Regions from separate parts of the Homo sapiens genome. Here region 1 is linked to region 2. A link is an interaction called in ENCODE POLR2A ChIA-PET data of the cell type or tissue named here. Cell type or tissue: HepG2. All regions are shown on one strand. Links, peaks and the distances in the headings refer to the core of each region. The heading gives the core; the rest is flanking DNA.

The links. Peaks named below come from ENCODE experiments on the same cell type or tissue, not always from the same donor. Only the 100,000 strongest peaks of a DNase experiment are listed, where the experiment ranks them.
Region 1: POLR2A ChIA-PET joins it to region 2 with 5 read pairs; 2 of 35 experiments call an interaction of 5 or more read pairs at or near these places.

What each region holds. Positions count from the first base shown.
Region 1 is chr19:12,930,526-12,937,397 of GRCh38, forward strand. It overlaps FARSA (phenylalanyl-tRNA synthetase subunit alpha), which reads right to left and starts at 3,186. Exons shown (of 13, transcript NM_004461.3): 1 at 3,025-3,186; 2 at 87-224; 3 at 1-2. The coding sequence starts at 3,171. It overlaps FARSA-AS1 (FARSA antisense RNA 1), which reads left to right. Exons shown (of 3, transcript NR_149078.1): 1 at 1-21; 2 at 2,445-2,512; 3 at 2,624-2,771. RefSeq lists enhancers at 2,789-2,858, 2,869-3,368, 3,090-3,384, 6,150-6,279 and a silencer at 4,421-4,526. In HepG2, for the core only: no CTCF peak of the experiment used is centred there; a DNase peak (open chromatin) is centred at 3,256; H3K4me3 peaks cover 1,833 bases.
Region 2 is chr19:13,196,923-13,203,794 of GRCh38, forward strand. No RefSeq gene overlaps it. Among named protein-coding and RNA genes, the nearest start is that of IER2, 50 kb to the left of the region's middle. RefSeq lists a silencer at 6,149-6,349. In HepG2, for the core only: no CTCF peak of the experiment used is centred there; no DNase peak of the experiment used is centred there.

The DNA of each region.
Region 1 (6,872 bases), core at 573-5,572, 270 kb before region 2:
CGCTGGAAAAGAGAGGCTGCAGTGAGTGGGGCACGAGGGCCACCTTCATCCCATCACTCACTCCCCATTCACCCCGCAGCTCCTACCATAAGCTCGCTCTGGGCCAGGCCCTCTGGGGGAATGCTTCGAAACACACGGGCCTCATGGCTGCCCTCCCGGGCAATCTCCTCGCCCTCCGCAGTAAGCTCCCAGTGCTTGGTGGACCGAAGTTCAGCCTCGATGACCTAGAGGGAAATGTGGGGAGGGTGTCCAGGCAGGGGTGAGGCTCAGAGCCAGGCACCCCCTTTCTGCAGCGCTGGGTCCCAGGTTGAAAGCACAGCCCTTAAAGCTAGGTTCACATCCCAGCTATACAACTTTACAGCCAAGTGGTCTCAAGGGAAAGACTTCCCCTTGCTGTGTCTCCATTTCCCTTATGTAACACAGGGGTAGTAATAATGATAGTTTACACCTCCCAGGGTAAAGTACACCACTAAAGATGTTACCTGGCAGAAGACAAATTCTGTCGGTTTTGAACCTGTGACAGATTTTAATGTGAAAAATTAGGTGAACTGATATGTCTCCACATTTTTTTGTTTGTTTTTGTTTTCTTTGAAAGGGGGTCTCACCCTGTCACTAGGCTGGGTGCAGTGGTGTGATCATAGCTCACTGCAGCCTAGACCTCCTGGGCTCAAGCGATCCTTCCGCCAGTCCCGAGTAGCTGGGACTACAGGCATGTGCCGCCACACCTGGTTAATTTTTAAATTACTTTTTTTTTTTGAGACGGAGTCTTGCACTGTCGCTCAGGCTAGAGTGCAATGGTGCGATCTCGGTTCACTGCAACCTCTGCCTCCCGGGTTCAAATGATTCTCCTGCCTCAGCCTCCCGAGTAGCTCGGATTACAGGTGCCCACCACCACCCCCAGCTAATTTTTGTATTTTTAGTAGAGATGGGGTTTCACCATGTTGGCCAGGCTGGTCTCAAACTCCTGACCTCGTAATCGGCCGACTCCGCCTCCCAAAGTGCTAGGATTACAGGCGTGAGCCGCCGTGCCCGGCCCTTTAAATTACTTTTTAAAGACAGGGTGTTGTTATGTTGTCCAGGCTGGTCTCAAACTCCTGGCCTCAAGTGATTCTCCTTCCTCAGCCTCCCAAAGTGCTGGCATAATGGGCATGAGCCACCATACCCAGCCTGTCTCCATGTTTAAATGTTCACATGTCAGTGCCCAGAATGTCAGAGACGGGCCCTGGAGGTCCACATTACAAACAAAAACTGAGGTTCCAGGTCCAGAGTCATGAAGACAAGGACAACAAGGGTAAGTAGAGTGCACAGGGCCTGGCTCCCACTTCATTCTAATCCCAACTCTGCCCTTCACTTACTGTGTGACCTCAGGAAAGTTGCTTAACCTCTCAGTGACTCTTCTCATCCATAAGAGAAAGGTGTGATGGGTTCTACCTCAGATGATTTTAAGGAGTAGCTAAATTAATACTCAGAAAGAATATATAGTGCCTACCACGTGACAAACACTGCATAAATTTTTTTTTTTTTTTTTTTTGAGACGGAGTCTCGCTCTGTCGCCCAGGCTGGAGTGCGATCTCGGCTCACTGCAACCTCCACCTCCCGATTCAAACAATTCTCTGCCTCAGCCTCCCAAGTAGCTGGGATTACGGGTGCCCACCAACACGCCTGGCTAATTTTTTTTTGTATTTTTAGTAGAGACAGGGTTTCATCATCTTGGCCAGGCTGGTCTTGAACTCCTGACCTCGTGATCCACCCGCCTTGGTCTCCCAAAGTGCTGGGATTACAGGTGTGACCACTGCACCCGGCATAAATTCTAATTACTATAATTATTTTTATGGCTATTACTGTCATTAGATTGAACCTCACCTCCTTATATTATTTAACCCTCTGTGACGTATACAAATGTCAGATCATATTGGTCAAGGCACTGTCACCCCACACAACACAGCTGCCATCTCTCCTCTGCATTGAGGACTATGGGCTCTGCAGCCTGAGTGCCTAATTTCAAATCTGGGCTCATCGGCCTCTTCTATTCACACTGATTATGTTACTGACCATCAGTTGTCACATCTGCAAAATGGGAATAACATGGCCATCAGCCAGGATTATGGAATGGATTGGACAAACAAGCTGAGACCAAAGTGGGGCACAGAACATGAGCTCTACGGATAAACAGCCCAGATCCTGGCCCCATGGATCTAGCCTTCTGGGTGGCCCACGGGCCCCTCAGCATCCTACGCCTGTGACTCTGTCACTGTCCACTTGCCCAAGTCAGAAGGCTGGACTTCATCTGTGCGCCCCCTGCCTTGTCCTGAATCCCACGCCTTCCCCACCTCCCCCAAGCTTCCTTCCCATAGCCAGACATCATGCCCTCCAGCTTGGGGAAGTGCCAGCTTCTTCTTTCATCCCTTCACCTCCAGTCCTGTCCATGCCAATTCTTCCCAAAGGTGATGTGGATAGCACACTCATCTGACCGGCTCTAGCTCCTGCTATCGCTTCCCAGTTCCCTCATGAGGTAAAGACCTAAGAGGCTTTGCAATTACAGCTATGCTGGTCTCCCTTGCCGCCTGCCATCCCCCAAGATCCCGGCCACTGATCTCTAAAGTGCTATCACTTTCCTCAACAGAGAACAGACTCAGCCGTCACCTGCACCAGGCCGCTCTCCCTGACCCCCAAGGCTGGGTCAGCTGTCACAGCTGGGTCCCCTGTTTTCCCCCATCACTCTGGTTCTTGAAGCACCTTCCTATTACGTCGCAACCTGCGTGAGGGCAGCAACCGCGACTTCCTCGTCCATCATCGTACCCTCTACCCACGCTGACCGTGCCTCAATAAACGTTTATTGCATGAGGAACATCCGTGCGTCTGGGCCCTCACTCGTCCCACTTCCCGCCCGCACATCCCGGAGTGGACACATATACAGCTACCCCAAACTAGGCCTGAGGGAATTTGGCTTGGACGTAGAGCGCCCGTGGCAAGGGGACTGTAGGTGCAAGGGCAAGGCGGTCCGGCATCACGGGCCCGGCTCACCTCGCCCAGCGCCTGAAGGCTCTTCACGGCGCCCACCACCGCCTGGTGCTCCATGCCCAGCTCAGCCGCCAACTCGGCGCTGTCCAGGCCGCCATCAGACGCCTCCAGCCGCCGGAGCAGCAGTTCCGCCACCTGACCATCCGCCATGACTCCTTCCAGTGTGCTCAGCGTGTCCGGGCCCGGGTGGGCGGGGGGAGCTGAGCCACCGGAACCGGAACCGGAGTGTGTACCGCCATCTTGAATGTGTCTAACTGTAGAACAGGGCTCAATGTGTCGTCATCTTGAGTGTGGCGACGGAGCCGCAAAAGGTGCATGGGACTCAGTTCCCACCTCCACCCTGGCTCCATCAATGGCGTCTGGTTGACCAGAGGGGTAAAATTGATTATCTCAAGGTCAGAAGCACCGCCCTGTTTTGAGTTTTATCTAGCCTCACTTCGAGCGGGCTGTGTGACCTTGGACTTCCCCGTCTCTGGGTTACAGAACCCTCTGCCCTTCTGGTATTCTCTCTTGCCCTAGGAGAGGCGGTGGGTGGTGGGCTCCAGAGATGGTCATTTTGGCGATGTCAGCTACTTTTAAAATTTCAAAGGAAGGCTGGGTAGGTACCGTCCCTTTTTATAGAGGGAAAAGGAATTCACCTAGTAAGTCAAGGTGGCACCTAACCTGTGTGGACTACCTCGTATGTGGTAGTACTTAGCCCAGAACTGAGTACTTCACGTGTAGTATTTCATTTATCCCCAAAACTTTATGATGTAGATACTGATATAACCGCATTACACATGTGAGAAAACTGAGGCTCAGAGGGTGGTATGACTTGCCCAAGGTTCTACAGAGAGTTGGTGGAAATGAAGTCATAAATTATAAACCTTCCAGATCCTCCCACCCCTGTGCGCTGAGAGTAACGTCAGTGCAAATACTGCATGGCCTAGATTAGCACTGTCCTATAGAAACACAGTGCAAAACATCTTTCTTTTTTGAGACAGGGTCTTGCTCTGTCACCCATGCTGGAGTGCAGTGGTGCAATTATGGCTTACTGCAGCCTTGACTTCCCAGGCTCTAAGGATCCTCCAACCTTAGGCTCCTGAGTAGCTGGAACTGCAGGTGCGCGCCACCACACCCAGCTTTTTTTTTTTTTTTAAGTATGGGTTTTGGCCATGTTGCCCAGGCTGGTCTCAAACTCCTAGGCTCAGGTTATCCTCCTGCATCGGTCTCCCAAAATGCTGGCATTAGAGGCATGACCCACCTCGCCCAGCCAGCCAGACCCTGACTCTTACAAAAAAAAAGATGACTAATAAAATATTTTGCACTCGGCCGGGCACAGTGGCTCACCTCTGTAATCCCAGCACTTTGGGAGGCCGAGGCGGGTGGATCACCTGAGGTCGGGAGTTTGAGACCAGCCTGACCAACATGGAGAAACCCCGTCTCTACTAAAAATACAAAATTAGCAGGGCGTGGTGGCGCATGCCTGTAATCTCAGCTACTTGGGAGGCTGAGGCAGGAGAGTCGCTTGAACCTGGGAGGCAGAGGTTGTGGTGAGCCGAGATCGTGTCATTGCACTCCAGCCTGGGTGACAAGGCGAAACTCCGTCTCAAAAAAAAAAAAATTGCACTTTTTTTCATACTAAATCTTCAAAATCTGATGCGTATTTTACACTTACAACACATCTCAGTTCGGACCAACCACATTTCAAATGGTCAGTAATCACATGTGGGCAGTGGTGACTTACGTCAGCACAGGTAGATTAGAATCCTAGATCTGCTGGCCAGGCTCAGTAATCCCAGCACTTTGGGAGGCTGAGGCGGGTGAATCACCTGAGGTCAGGAGTTCAAGACCAGCTTGGCCAAGATGGCGAAACCCCATCTCCTCTAAAAACACAAAAATTAGCTGGGTGCAGTGGGGGTGCCTGTAATCCCAGCTACACGGGAAGCTGAGGCAGGAGAATCACTTGAGCCTGGTAGGTGGAGCTTGCAGTGAGCAGAGATCGCACCACTGCACTCCAGCCTCGGTGACAGAGCAAGGCTCTGTCTCAAAAAAAAAAAAAAAAAAAAAAAAGAATCCTAGATCTGTTATTTATGTCATTCAACCAGAAGGTGTAGTCTTTCTGTGCCTCAGTTTCTTGCTCACATGGAGGTGATTGGAGCCCAGGTTACTGTGAGAATTAAATGCCCACACATATTCACACTGCTTACTAAATTGAGTGTGGCCCATGTTCGAACACTCTTATAAGCAGAACACATTTATTCCTTTTACATCACAATTATTATTTGAGTCTGTAAAATGGGATTACTCATATCCCCAAATCCTGACCCTATATGAGGTTCTGTATTAAGGATACATTTCTCAAAGTCCCTTCTCTCCTCCCATTTTATGTTGATTATTTATTTATTTATTTAGGGAGTGGGTCTCACTCTATTGCCCAGGCTGGAGTGCAGTGGCATGATCTTGGCTGACTGCAGCCTCCACCTCCTGGGCTCAAGCAATCCTCTCACCTCAGCCTCCCGAGTAGTTGGGACTACAGGTGTGTACCAGCAGGCCAGGCTAATTTGTGTTATGTATATTATATATTATATGCTATATATAATATACATACTATTCATATATTTATGCATTATATGTCATATATAATATATTACATATGTGTACATATATATATTTTGTAAGAATGAGGTTCCACCATGTTGCCCAGGCTGGTTTTGAACTGCCGGGCTCAAACAATCTGCCTGCCTCAGGTTCCCAAGGTGCTAGGATTATAAGTGTGAACTACCATGTCCGGCTTATTTTTATTTATTTTTGAGACAGGGTCTTGCTCTGTAACCCAGGCTAGAGTGTGCAGTGGCAACAACACAGCTCACGGCAGCGTCAACCTCCTGGTCTCAAGTGATCCTCCTGCCTCAGCCTTCTGAGTAGCTGGGAACACAGGCAGGCGCCACCACGCCTGGCAATTAAAAAAAATGTTTTTGTAAAAATGGCCTCCTGCTATGTTGCCCAGGCTGGTCTTGAACTCCTGGCCTTAAGCATTCCTCCCATCTTGGCCTGCCAAAGTGTTGGGATTACAGGCGTGAGCCACTGTGCCCCGTGTGTTTTTAGTTAATTTCCACAAGAGTCCTTCCTTCCTCTCTTCTATCATGCAGCAAGTACTTTTTAAGCCTGTTCTGTGCCAGGTGCTGCAGGTGACACTGGAGGATGCGAAGTGAACAAAACAGGCAGTGTCTAACCTCAAGTAGGAAGCGCCAAGCCCACAGGTGCCTGACACAGGAACAGGAGGAAGGGTCAGCAAGAGGCCTGGGATGGTCCCCGGGATCCTCATGGGGGGGACCAGACTAGGCAATACTGAATACTACCTAGAGGAAGTGGTAGAACCCCAACTTCCCAGTTCATTCTCCCCCGTCTTTTTTTCGAGATGGAGTCTTGCTCTGTCACCTGGGCTGGTGGGCTGGAGTGGAGTGGCGTGATCTTGGCTCACTGCAATCTCTGGCTCCCAGGTTCAAGCGATTCTCCCACCTCAGCCTCCCGAGTACTGGGATTAGAGGCACCCGCCACCACGCCTGGCTAATTTTTATTTATTTATTTATTTTTATTTTTAGTGGAGATGGGTTTTCACCTTGTTGGCCAGGCTGGTCTCGAACTGACCTAAAATGATCTGCCCGCCTCGGCCTCCCCAAGTGCTGGGTTTACAGGCGTGAGCCACTGCGCCCGGCCACCATTTCTTTTTTTTTTTTTTAACCAGAGACCCTTGCCAAGTCATTCCCCCCACTCCACTTTATTTTCCTTTTCATTTTTTCCTTCCTCTCTTTTCTGAGTCACAACCATTAGCCAGGAAGCACCCCCTCCCCACCCTCTTTCCTGGATCC
Region 2 (6,872 bases), core at 1,313-6,312:
TTTGCCATGTTGGCTAGGCTGGTTTTTTTTTTTTTTTTTGAGACAGAGTCTTGCTCTGTCACCCAGGCTGGAGTGCAGTGGCGCGATCTCGGCTCACTGCAAGCTCTGCCTCCCGGATTCACGCCATTCTCCTGCCTCAGCCTCCCGAGTAGCTGGGACTACAGGCGCCCGCACCATGCCTGGCTAATTTTTTTTTTTTTTGTATTTTTAGTAGAGATGGGGTTTCACCGTGTTAGCCAGGATGGTCTTGATCTCCTGACCTCGTGATCAGCCCGCCTCGGCCTCCTTTCAAAGTGCTGGGATTACAGGCTTGAGCCACCACACCCAGCCCAGGTTGGTATTGAACTTCTGACCTCAGGTGATCCTCCCACCTCGGCCTCCCAAAGTGCTGGGTTACAGGTTTGAGCCACTGCGCCCGGCCTCTTTGGTTTTTTGTTTTTTTGTTTGTATTTTTGCGACAGGGTCTCTCTCTGTCATCCAGGCTGGAGTGCAGTGGTGCAATCTGGGCTCACTGCAACCTCTGCCTAACAGGCTCAAGTGATTCTTGTGCCTCAGCCTCCCGAGTAACTAGGACTACAGGCACGAGCCACCACACCCAGCTAATTTTTGTATTTTTGTAGATGTGGGGTTTCACCATGTTGCCTAGGCTAGTCTCAAACTGCTGGACTCAAATAGTCCGCCTGCCTCAACCTTCCAAAGTGCTGGGATTACAGGCATGAGCCGTCGCGCCCGGCCTCCAAAGTTTCCTTCTAGGAGTTTCATAGTTTCAAATCTTAGATTTAGGTTTGTAATCCATTTTGATTTGATTTTTGTGTGTGGTGAGAGATAGGGGCCTAGTTTCATTCTTCTGCACATAGCCAGCCAGTTTTCCGAGCACCATTTTATTGAAGAAACTGTCCTTTCCCCAGTATATATTCTTTTTTTTTTTTTTTGAGAGACAGTCTTACTCTATTGCCCAGGCTGGAGTTCAGTGGCACGGTCTCGGTGCAACCTCTGGCTCCCGGGTTCAAGTGATTCTCCTGCCTCAGCCTCCTGAGTAGCTGGGATTACAGGCGCCCACCACCACATCCGGCTAGTTTTTGTATTTTTAGTAGAGACTGGGTTTTACCATCTTGGCCAGGCTGGTCTTGAACTCTTGACCTCAGGTGATGCACCCACCTCAGCCTCCCAAAGTGCTGGGATTACTGACGTGAGCCATGGCACCCCACCTAAATATTTATATTTAAGATGACACATATCCCAAGTACACTTGATTTGATCTTTACAAATTATATGAATGTATTAAATTATCACATGTACCCCCAAAACTATGTACATCTATGATGCATCAATAAAAAAAAGTATTGAGTGTAGTGGCTCATGCTTGTAATTCCAACTACTCAAGAGGCTGAGGTGGAGGATCGTTTGAGGCCAGGAGTTGCAGACCATCCTGGGCAACATAGCAAGATGCAGTTTGCACAAAAAATTGCTGGATGTGGTAGTGTGCACCTGTAGTCCCAGATACTTGGGAGACTGAGGAGGGAGGATTGGTTGAGCCCAGGAGCTCCAGGCTGCAGTGAGCCATGATCGCGCCATTGCACTGCAGCTTTGATGACAGAGCAAGACCCTGTTCATATATATATATATATATATATATATATATATATATATATACACACATAAATGTCCAAATATATATATATCAGAGTGGGCAGGAGGGAGGTCGCCTTTTGCAGGGCTGCAGGGACAGGTATGAGAGAACCAAGAGTGGGTGAGAGGGGCTGGGCCTGATGTAAACGTGTGCAGGGCTCGTAGGGGCCTGGGGCTGGGGGAAGCTCACAGGGGGAGAGGTAGTAGGCGTGACGGGTGTGACAGGAGACCGCAGCGTGGGACCGGCCATCATTCCAGGCAGGGCAGGGGCGGCAGAGACAGGAGCCCAGATGGAACGTAGGCACCCTATATAGCGGACGTGGCTGTCATCACCGATTCAGGACGTGGGTGGGATGACATTGGTTTCCGTGTCTGTCCCCTCTGCAGTCTCTCCTCCGCGATGGCTGCCCCTGTCTGCTCATCCTCACCTGGCCTTCAGCAGGTGCTCAGCTGACATCGGTGAGGGAATGGGAGTGATTCGTCATCACAGTAACCGTGTACTTCAGGTAAACGCTCAGAAGGAAGCCAGTTCCCACAGGACTCACAGTGGGAGACAGAGCGGAGCGTCCAGTGCTTCCTCGGCTAGCTGTATCCCACGATGCCGGGTCATTTGCGGACACAGTCTGCACCTCCTTTATCGCTTGTGTTACTGATGTGGGTTGAATAGCATCTGCTTTAGTCTGTTTGGACTGCTATAACAAAATATCGTAGACTGGGGGATTCATGAACGACAGAAACGTGTAGCTCACATTTCTGGAGGCAGGGAAGTCCAAGGATAGGATTTTTTTTTTTTTTTTTGAGACGGAGTTTTGCTCTTGTTGCCCAGGCTAGTGTGCAGTGGCGCAATGTTGGCTCACTGCAACCTCCACCTTCCAGTCTCAAGTGATTCTCCTGCCTCAGCCTCCCAAGTCACTGGGATTACAGGCGCCCACCACCATGCTCAGGTATTTTTTTTTGTATTTTTAGTAGAGACGGGGTTTCACCATGTTGGTCAGGCTGGTCTCGAACTGCTGACCTTGTGATCCACCTGCCTCGGCCTCCTAGAGTGCTGGGATTACAGGCTTGAGCCACCACGCCCAGCCCTGACTTTTTTTTTTTTTGAGACAGAGGTTCGCTCTTGTTGCCCAGGCTGGAGGGCGATGATGCGATCTTGGCTCACTGCAGCCTCCGTCTCCCAGGTTCAAGCGATTCTCTTGTCTCAGCCTCCTGAGTAGCTGGGACTACAGGTGTCTGCCACAATGCCTGGTTATTTATTTATTTATTTTTGTATTTTTAGTAGAGAAGGGGTTTCTCCATGTTGGCCATGCTGGTCTTGAACTCCTGATCTCAGGTGATCCGCCTGCCTCGGCCTCCCAGAGTGCTGGGATTATGTGTGTAAACCACTGTGCCCAGCCAAATGTCTGCTATTGTAAGCCACCCAGCCTGTGATAATTTATTACAGCAGCCACAGGAAGAGACTAATACAACTCCTATTTCTTTAATTTTTTATTTTATTTTATTTTTTTGAGACGGAGTTTCCCTCTGTCTCCCAGGCTGGAGTGCAGTGGCATGATCTCGGCTCACTACGACCTCCGCTTCCCAGGTTCAAGCCAATTCTCCTGCCTCAGCCTCCTGAGTAGCTGGGATTACAGGTGCCCGCTACCACACCTGGCTGATTTTTGTATTTTTAGTAGAGATGGGGTTTCATCATGTTGTCCAGGCTGGTCTTGAACTCCTGACCTCAGGTGATGCACCCACCTCGGCCTCCCGAAGTGCTGGGATTACAGGCATGAGCCACCATGCCTGGCCCAACTCCTATTTCTTTAATTTTTTTTTGAGATGGGTTCTTGCTAGGTTGCCCAGTCTGCTCTCAAACTCCTGGGCTCAAGTGATCCTCTCGCCTTAGCCTTAGCTGGGACTACAGGTGCTTGCTACCACACCTGACTTCTTTAATTTTTTTTTTTTTTTTTTTTTTTTGAGATGATGCCTTGCTCTATCTCCCAGACTGGAGGCTCTGTCACCCAGGCTGGAGTGCAGTGGTGCAATCTTGTCTCACTGCAACCTCTGCCTCCCGTGTTCAAGCGATTCTCCTGCCTCAGTCTCCTGAGTAGGTGGGATTACAGGCACCCGCTGCCACACCTGGCTAATTTCTGTATTTTTTAGTAGAGACGGGGTTTCACCATGTTGGCTAGGCTGGTCTCGAACTCCTGACCTTGTGATCTACCTGCCTCGGCCTCCCAAAGTGCTGGGATTACAGGCATCAGCCACTGCGCCTGGCCACTTTTTTTTTTTTTTTAACTTGAAACATTTTATCTTTTTTTTTTTTTTTGAGATAGGGTTTCGCTCTGTCACCCAGGCTGGAGTACAGTGGTGTGATGACAGCTCACTGAAGCTTCAACCTCCTGGGCTCAGGTGATCCTCCCACCTCAGCCTCCCAAAATATTGGATTATAGGCATGAGCCACTGCACCTGGCCTGTTTTATCACTTCTTTTAAATTTTTTTTTTGAGAAAGAGCCTTGCTCCGTCACCCAGGCTGGAGTACAGTGGTGCGATCTCGGCTCACTGCAACCTCCGCCTCCCGGGTTCAAGCGATTGTCCTGCCTCAGCCTCCCGAGTAGCTGGGATTACAGGCATGCACCACCACACCCAGCTAACTTTGTATTTTTAGTAGAGATGGGGTTTCTCCACGTTGGTCAGGCTGGTCTGGAACTCCCGACCTCAGGTGATCTGCTCGCCTCGGCCTTCCAAAGTGCTGGGATTATAGGCGTGAGCCTCTGTGCCTGGCCCAGTTTTTTAAATTTATTTATTTTTTTGAGACAGAGCCTCTCTCCATCGCCCAGGCTGGAGTGCAGTGGTGTGATCTTGGCTCACTGCAACCTCCAGGGTTCAAGTGATTCTCCTGCCTTGGCCTCCTGAGTAGCTGGGACTACAGGTGCACGCCACCTCCCCTGTCTAATTTTTGTACAGTAGAGACGGGGTTTTGCCATGTTGGCCAGGCTGTTCTCAAACTCCTGACCTCCATGATCTGCCTGCCTCAGGCTTCCAAAGTGCTGGGATTACAGGCGTGAGCCACCGTGCCCGGCCCTGTTTTATCACTTTAATCATTGGTATCTGTAAGAGACTGGCTTTGCTGGGCTGGTGGGGCTTTCTCCAATGCACAGTGAAATAAATGCAGCTTCCTGGCTGGGTGTCCTGACCCCATCCTCTCTGCTTCCGGGTATTTCCCTAAAGTTGAGCCTTCACCCCAGCGTTGCCCTGAGTTCCTGAGGCTGGGGTTCCAGTCCTGGAAGCTGGGGTGCTCTGGCTGGGCCCCCTGCACAGTCTGGGCTCTCTCACAAGTCCTCCAGCAGAGCGATGTCACCCTTCCACGTCCCCACCCCAGTTCTCTGACGGCAGCTGAAGGGGATCAGGATATGTTACTCTTAAAAATATATCACTTAGAGACCGGGCACAGTGACTCACGCCTGTAATCCAGCACTCTGGGAGGTGGAGGTGAGTGGATCATTTGAGCTCGGGAGTTCGAGACCAGCCTGGGCAACATGGCAAAACTCCATCTCTACCAAAAATACAAAAAATTCACCAGGCATATGGTGGCATCCACCTGTGGTCCCAGCTACTTGGGAGGCTGAGGTGGGAGGATGGCTCGAGGCTGCGAGGCTGAGGTTGCAGTGAGCCGAGATTGCACCACTGCCCTCCAGCCTGGGTGACAGAGCAAGACCCTGTCTCAAACAAACAAACAAACAATCTATTATCTATCTATCTATCTATCTATCTATCTATCTATCTATCTATGTATCTATCTATGTATCTATCTATCAACTTTAGCATAAGAATTATTCTGAGCTGAATGCAATAGAAAATCAGTAGATGGCCAGGCGCGGTGGCTGACGCCTATAATCCCAGCACTTTGGGAGGCCGAGGTGGGTGGATCACCTGAGGTCAGGAGTTGGAGACCATCCTGGCCAATATGGTGAAACCTTGTCTCTACTGAAAATATAAAAAATTAGCTGGGCATGGTGGTGGGAACCTATAGTCCCAGCTACTCGGGAGGCTGAGGCACAAGAATCCCTTGAACCTGGGAGGTGGAGGTTGCAGTGAGTCGAGATCCTGACACTACAATCCAGCCTGGGCAACAGAGCGAGACTCTGTCTCAAAAAAAAAAAAAAAAAAAAAAAATCAGTAGAGGCAGAAAGAATTCTCTGCTCTCTACTTTTCTGCCTCAAAGCCAGGCATAAACTTCTCTTTAAGAAGGTGACATAAGGCTGGGCGTGGTGGCTCACTCCTGTAATCCCAGCACTTTGGGAGGCCGAGGCGGGCAGATCACAAGGTCAGGAGATCAAGACCATCCTGGCTAACACGGTGAAACCCTGTCTCTACTAAAAATACAAAAAAATTAGCTGGGCATGGTGGCGGGCACCTATAGTTCCAGCTACTCAGGAGGCTGAGGCAGGAGAATGGCGTGATCCCAGGAGGCAGAGCTTGCAGTGAGCCAAGATTGCACCACTGCACTCCAGCCTGGGCAACAGAGTGCGACTCCGTTTCAAAAAAAAAGGTGACATAAATTTTCCTTTGTGGAGGTATCCCCCCGTCTCCTTACCAGGGAGAGCAGAATGACTCCTATCACTGCAGATAGTCAGTCCCAAGATGAGTCTACATAAACAAACCTTCCTAAAATAACTCTCTGTCTCCCTCTCTCTCTTTTTTTTTTGGAACAGGGTTTTGCTCTGTCACCCAGGCTGGAGTGCAGTGGTGTGATCATAGGTCACTGATGCCTTGACCTCCTGGGTTCAAGTGATCCTCCTACCTCAGCCTCCCAAGTAGCTGAGACCACAGGCATGCACCGCCATGCCGGGCTAACTTTTGTATTATTTATTTATTTATTTTTTGAGACGGAGTTTCGCTTTTGTTGCCCAGGCTGGAGCGCAATGGCATGATCTCGGCTCACTGCAACCTCCACCTCCCAGGTTCAAGTGATTCTCCTGCCTCAGCCTCCCGAGTAGCTGGGATTATAGGCATGCGCCACTACGCCCGGCTAATTTTGCATTTTTAGTAGAGATGGGGTTTTTCCATGTTGGCCAGGCTGTTCTCGAACTCCCGACCTCAGGTGATCCGCCCACCTCGGCCTCCCAAAGTGCTGGGATTACAGGCGTGAGCCACCACGCCTGGCCAATTTTTGTATTTTTTGTAGGAATGGGGTTTCACCATGTTGCCCAGGCTGGTCTCGAACTCCTGGGCTCAAGTGATCCTCCTGCCTCAGCCTCTC